2 separate regions of the Homo sapiens genome follow, and region 1 is linked to region 2. A link is a contact called in ENCODE Hi-C or POLR2A ChIA-PET data. All regions are on one chromosome and are shown on one strand. The core of a region is the stretch at or near the end of the contact, and the rest is flanking DNA. Distances in the headings are between cores, read along the strand shown. Region 1 holds the start of RABIF (RAB interacting factor). Region 2 holds the start of TIMM17A (translocase of inner mitochondrial membrane 17A).

The links. A loop is a pair of places that touch in the nucleus more often than their neighbours do. ChIA-PET counts read pairs that join two places held with the same protein, here RNA polymerase II (POLR2A). Pooled maps may share reads with other maps.
Region 1: a pooled map shows a loop between it and region 2 (17-fold over the local background). The contact joins the promoter of RABIF here to the promoter of TIMM17A in region 2. A Hi-C loop is called at or near these places in 1 of 37 single-sample maps with no recorded cell type and 9 of 50 pooled maps. POLR2A ChIA-PET finds 5 or more read pairs at or near these places in 1 of 52 experiments (BJ).

Annotation. Positions count from the first base shown.
Region 1 is chr1:202,887,683-202,890,999 of GRCh38, forward strand. RABIF (RAB interacting factor) reads right to left here and starts at 1,467. Exons shown (of 2, transcript NM_002871.5): 1 at 1,291-1,467. The coding sequence starts at 1,416. RefSeq lists a silencer at 873-1,162 and an enhancer at 1,233-1,502.
Region 2 is chr1:201,954,123-201,957,499 of GRCh38, forward strand. TIMM17A (translocase of inner mitochondrial membrane 17A) reads left to right here and starts at 1,381. Exons shown (of 6, transcript NM_006335.3): 1 at 1,381-1,430; 2 at 3,159-3,258. The coding sequence starts at 1,405. RefSeq lists an enhancer at 1,370-1,659.

The sequences.
Region 1 (3,317 bases), core at 217-2,716, 930 kb after region 2:
TAGTAGAGATGGGGTTTTGCCATGTTGGCCAGGCTGGTCTCACACTCCTGACCTCAGGTGTTCCGCCCGCCTCGGCCTCCCAAAGTGCTGGGATTACAGGCATGAGCCACCGCGCCCAGCCTAACTGTTTTAATGTTAATGAATGATAGTCAGGACTCAATTCCATGTATGTTTCAATTCCAAGATCCATGTTCTTTCCACTGACTCCATAATGCCACTAACTTCGTAAAATTAATTGAGAACTCTACTCCTAAACCTTGAAGTCTTAAAAGAACCCCGGGACCTCCACCAATCTCTAGATCAAAAGTCATCAAAATACCTACAAAACAACAGACACAGATTCCCTTTTTTCCTCCTTTGATGAAAGGCTGTTTTGGACGAATGGGTACCTCTTGCTCTTCTACTAGACATTACACTTCACCATCTGTTCAAGCACGTGAAATAATAAAATGATCTGCATATTTTTAGAAATAATTTTGAATGATAGGATGTGTCTATGGTTGAAATGACATTATATTTGCACTTCAACACAGTTTACCGAAATAAATTTTTTTTTCAACTTTCTCACTTGCGATGATGGTGGTAGGAAGGGTATTAAAATCCCTAAACTGAAGGGAAAAAAAAAGTTTTTCTTCGAAATTTACTTCCAGGACGTCAGGGATCTACTGCACTTGAAATATGATTCATCTGGAAAACCACAGGCTTCCAGTGCCTCGGTAAAGTGGGTAGGTTACCAGGGTTATTTTGCCGCGTCCCCAACACCAGTTGTTCCTGGGGATCCTCTGTGGAGCAGATAGGTGCCCGTCATAAATGAGACGGTGAATTCAGGACTGGCGGGTGAGGTCTAAAGTGGGAAAGGAACCCAGCAACACCCGCGGTGAGCGGCGGCCGAGAGGCACCTGCCGGGTCCTGCAAGCTGGCGGGAGCTCCGAGAGCCGGAATGGGGCGCCTCCCTTCCACGCGCCCGCGGAGCACCGGCCTTGGACGGCGGCGGGGCGCACGGCCCGCGCTCGAAGCCCCCCCGGGGGCAGAGGGCCGGGCTGGCTGGGCCGGGTGGCCCAGGGAAGGGTTCCCGCGGCAAAAGATGCCGGGGCGGGACCCGGTTCCCTCCCTAGCCTTCAGCGGCCCCAGGGGCGGAGCCTCGCCGAGCTGAGGCCCGAGGGGCGGGGCTTAAGGCCGCGCGAGGAGGGCGCGGTTGCCGGAAATTGAAGAGCCGGGGTTCAGATTCTGACTGCGGCGGCTCGTCGGGGGAGACTGTGGGTGTAAACGGCCTCCAACCTGCCTCCCTACCTGTCGGCGAGAGAAGAGAGCGGTCCCTGGCTGCAGCACCCGGGAGCCGCAACGCTGGCACAGCACCGCCTTCCGGTTTCGGCCCTCGGCTGACACTAACTCGCTCGGCTGCTCCGCTGGTTCCATCGCCGCTGCCGCCACAGGCTCCTCAGCCACGGCTGCGCAGACGCTGTCTCTGCTGGCTCGTTATTCACTGCGCTGGCGCGGCTTGGCAGAGGCGGGGCGGCGAGCGGACGGTCACTATGTCTCTGCGCAGGCGCCCGCTTCCCCGCTCTGGACTCTACTGCGCAAGCGCCTTCATTCATTGCCTAACCTAAGTGGCTAGGTGTCGGCAGGCTTTGTGACAGGGACACTTCTTGGCACCAGTGACACATCTCCATACCCACCTGGCCACTGGGCTTCACTTAAAACCTAGACAAATCATTAGGTTGACCTTACTGTTTAGTTTTCTGGGATCTGAATTTAGTCTCCTGAATAAATGGGGACATTATTGGGGGCAATATGAAGGGAATCTGGGTCGGACTTCCCATCAAGTTTTAGCCACATTAGCTTCTTCTATAGGAAACTACTTAGAGGGGCATGTATCTTTTCGGTATTGGAAAAAGATGCGTGGAAACTTTAATTGCTGGTCTCTTCTACTCATTGTGACCATTTACTATGCGGCAAAATGTGTCAAAGCGCCTTTAGAAACTTACTAAATCATCAGTTTCCTTACGGGGTCGGCACGCTTGTGCACAAAATGAGAAAGGTAAAGATCAGAAAGGTTGCAGCACAACTCTAAAGCCACTGCTCTTAATTAACTAGGATTGTCAGGAAAGCAAGATTATTTCAGACAGAACAGTATTATATATGAACAAGGGTGAGAACAAATTTAGGAATGGTTAGTAGACCACTGTGGCTGACCCACATTACACGTGGGGAGAAGTGGTAGTAGAGGTAGGTAAGGCAGAGTGGGCCCAGAGCTCCATGGCTTTAATGTCATGCTAAGGAATTTAACATTAATAACATGAACAATGGGAATCTGTGGAATTTTAGGCCAGAAATAACTGTTCGATATTTACTGTCTGCTGTATGTTAAGCACTGTAATGATCCTATCTGTGCTTCAGAAAGATAACCTATGAATAAATAGAGGGGCTAGATTGAAGAGAGGAAAAAGAGTAGAGGTAAGGTATCAGGTAGCTATTACCTCATCAGTCTAGCTCAGAAAGGCCCTGAAGCTAGCAGAGGGAACAAAGATATGGGAATGGACTTGAAACAATTAAAATTGTACAGAACTTAGAAACTAGCTGGATGTCTGTATTGTGATGGGGGTGACACAAAGCAACTGCTGGTTTTCCCAGGTTAGATAACTAAGTAGCTGGTTGCCAGTTATGGGAGCTTAAAAAAATAAGATGAACCACCAAATTAGGGGTATCTCTGTGTATGTATGTGAGCACATGAAAGTGTGTACGATTGTGAAGAGTGAAAAAGGAGCTGTTTTACGTGTTGATTTTTCTGTAGAACATACCATTGTGGCTTCAGTGTATGAACTATTTGTGAAGTTGGTCTGAAACTCATTAGTCAGCACTGAAGACAGCATAGGAGCCATCAGTCCTTCACCCTCCCCTGGATCTCTTCCTGAGATAGGAAAAGTCACGTTTTATAGGCTTTGGTTTAATTAGCATGCACAATCCATCTGCCAAAGTTGGTAGGCATCTTTTAAGGAAAATAACTTCCTCATGTGGCTCCTCCTTCCTTTTGCTCTGGAAGCATCAGGACTGTTTCAGTTTTGCAGGCCTTCCGCATAGCTGTTTATATCACATGCCACAATTCAAAGCAAATGGAAAAAAGGACTGGTGTGACTGAAACCCTGAAATTCAAGCGCGTGCTAAGTGAATTCAAGATCTTTTCTGTATTCCTTTTTCAAGTAACTCCAAGCGTCAGAGGGGCTAATGAATATGGCAAATCAGGTAAATATTTTACTGATGAGAATCTCCAAAGTGTAAAGTGGCTACCTCTTACCTGTGTCTAACATAGAAATAGCGGA
Region 2 (3,377 bases), core at 131-2,630:
TATTTATGACATTGACTTTTCCGTAAAATAAATATATACATATTTTTAAAGTTAATTACAAACGTACAGAATGGAGAGGAGCACTTTAACAGCCATCACATGATTGGGATTTTGTTGACAGTAAACTAAAAGCTCCATGGGTCCCAACCTTTTTTTTTTTTTTTTTTTGACAGTGTCTCACTCTGTCACTAGAGTGCAGTGGCATGATCACAGCTCCCTGCGGGGTAGATCTCCTGGGCTCAAGCTATCTTCCCGCCTCAGTCTCCCGAACAGTCAGGGCTACAGGCACGTGTCACCACGCCCGGCCTGGTCCCCATAAGTCCCCTCTTCTCCGAGCCAAACATCTTCACACCTTCTGGTGATCATTAGTGGAGAGGCCTGTGAGAGGCTCTGGTGTCAATGTCCCTGAAATCGAGGGCTCCAAATTGGTCATGGCTCTCCAGATGGCCCAAACAGTTCCAGTTCACAAACATTTATTGAGCATCTACTACATTCCAGGCACTGTGGTTATTATAAATCACTGAGACACTGTTTGCCCTAAAGGAGCTACGTGTATTTGGTAACAGCTTCACAGTAAGTGACGAATAAGATAGCATTAATCCACATTTGACAGCAAAAGTACCAAAAAAGAAAGAAAGAAAAAGAAGAGAGAGAAAGGAAAGAAAAGAAAAGAAGAGAAAGAAAGAGGCCGGGTGCGGCGGCTCACGCCTGTAATTCTAGCACTCTGGGAGGCCGAGGTGGGCGGATCACGAGGTCAGGAGTTCGAGTCCAGCCTGATCAACATGGCGAAACCCCGTCTCTACTAAAAAAACATAAAAATTAGCCGGACCTGGTGGCGCCCGCCTGTAGTCCCAGCTACTCAGGAGGCTAAGGCAGGAGAATCGCTTGAACTCGGGAGGCGGAGGTTGCAGTGAGCCGAGATCTCGCCGCTGCACTCCAGCCTGGGCGACAGAGCCAGACTCTGTCTCAAAAAAAAAAAGAAGAAGAAAAGAAAAAGAAAGAAAGAAAAAGGATGGAAGGAGAGAAGAAAAGGAAAGGGGGAAGGGAAGGGGGAAGGGAAGGCGGAAGGGAAGGGAAAGAAAGAAGCGTATTTAGGCAGTATCGCGTTGATTTCAGTCCACGGAACCTCTGGTGACCGGGTAGTGTGACTCCGTCATTGGTAGCCCCCCGCCCACACAGCCGGGACTCGCGGCCTTTGAGGACGTGGGCAGGGCCAGTCTCGCCACGCCGCGGCCAATGCCCCGACCACACGCTGGCCACAGGAGTCCTGGCTCCCATTGGCTGCAGCGGGAAATGGTGAACCAATGCTCATAGACCTTAACGCCCTCCTCTCGGGATCACTTCCGCCTCTGGGGTCAGGCTCCGCCCAGCTTGCCCGGCATCACTCGCGGCATTGGAGTCAAGATGGAGGAGTACGCGCGAGAGCCTTGGTGAGCTTCACCGCTGTCTTTGCATTTCTCTTGCCCCCCTGCCCACTGCCCTCCTTCTCCCTTGTCCAGGCTCCCAAGGTGCAAGCCAGACTCAACCGCAGCCTCGTCGACTTGGGCCTGGTAACTGGGCAATGCGGTCTTTCGCGGCCAGTCGGCTTCTTAGCCCTGTACTTAGTACCTCCCCGGCCGCGTGAGCCTCCCTCTCCCAACCCAGCACCCGTGTGACCTTGTGATGGATGGTAAGGAGGTCCAGACTTGAGTTTGATAGAACCTCGGAACCTCCTCCCAACGCAGGGCGTAATCGACTTTATGCGGGGCCAGTTATAATCCCCCCTGTTCGTCGAGGTGACCTTGGGCGCGTCCCTCCGTCTCGCCTTGCTCAGTTCCTGCGTTGAGGAACTGAAGAATAGGCATTTGAGGGAGTGTCATTCTTGAGGTTTTACTTGTATCATGATATGTGTCCACAGAGTGAAGCATTTTAAATGAATGGAACATAGATTTTAGCCAAGGGGTCTGGATAAGCTTCTTTATTGCGTGGGGCCTTGTTTTCCTTCTTGGAATTCTTTCTTGAGGGTAGAGGGGGACAAAAATTACCTGGGAAATAGGAAGAGGTAATAGCATGTGTTCTCTGAAAAGCCATGGACAGAAATTCATTGTTACATCCAGCGTTTATTGAGTATGAATAAACCAGACACATAGATAATTATAAAACGATGTAATTGCTGTCAGAAGTCTCAGGTTGCCAGAGTTTAAAGTTTCTAGGGTCATAGGTAAAAAATCAAATCTTGATATTTCGGTTAATCATTTGTTTTATTGTGTAAGAGCAACAACCAAGATGTCCTCAATTTGTGAAAGTGCCCAGGACCTTAAATTACTACTCTGGTATCCTAGCCTTGTTGCATGTTTTATGTTCCCCTCTCCCATAAATGGCATACAAAATATAAGTTTTAGGGTCTCCTGGCTCTTCAAACTTATCTTCTTCAAAGCAGTTATCCTCCATTCTGGATTGTGCTCAGATATGTAGGACTCAGCACACTGTAAATAGCTGTTTGATGTACTATAATGACACAGGTTAGCAGAGAGTTAAAATATTTAACTATGTTGAGTTAAAGATCTTAGAAAAATAAGGCCGGGTGTGGTGGCTCACGCCTGTAATCCCAGCACTTTGGAAGGCCGAGGCGGATCACGAGGTCAGGAGTTCAAGACCAGCCTGGCCAGTATGGTGAAACCCCGTCTCTACTAAAAATACAAATATTAGCCGGGCGTGGTGGCACGCGCCTGTAGTCCCAGCTACTTGGGAGGCTGAGGCAGGAGAATCACTTGAACCCAGGAGACGGAGGTTGCAGTGAGCCAAGATTGCGCCATTGCACTCCAGCCTGGGTGACAGAGTGAGACTCCATCTCAAAAAAAAAAAAAAAAACAACTTAGAAAAATAATGGGTTTTCATTTACTAAATCATTAGGTAGCCCCTTTGCTTTCTCTTAGTACGTATGCCCTGAAACAATATAATCAGTTACCTGGTTATCTTTGTAGTCAAAACTGCTTTGATTTTTTGACTGCCCTGTTTGATTACAGCATTTCCTCAAGTCATTTTATAGGCCAAATATTTATTGGTTGCAGTGGGCCCTGCAGTATAATCTGTTCCATTATAATCCTTACTGTATTGGCAAAGAAGATTTTATGGTTTGTGAATGAGAAATATGGTCTTTTTTTTCCCCCTGTTCTTAGCCCATGGCGAATTGTGGATGACTGTGGTGGGGCCTTTACGATGGGTACCATTGGTGGTGGTATCTTTCAAGCAATCAAAGGTTTTCGCAATTCTCCAGTGGTAAGTGGGTGAATGGTCTTATTTTATCATCACTTGCAACTTGGGTTTGATGATATTACTGGTGGTCCCATCAGTGGCTTAGAAATGTACTTCTAATATATTTTTTGTTGCTTCCTTTT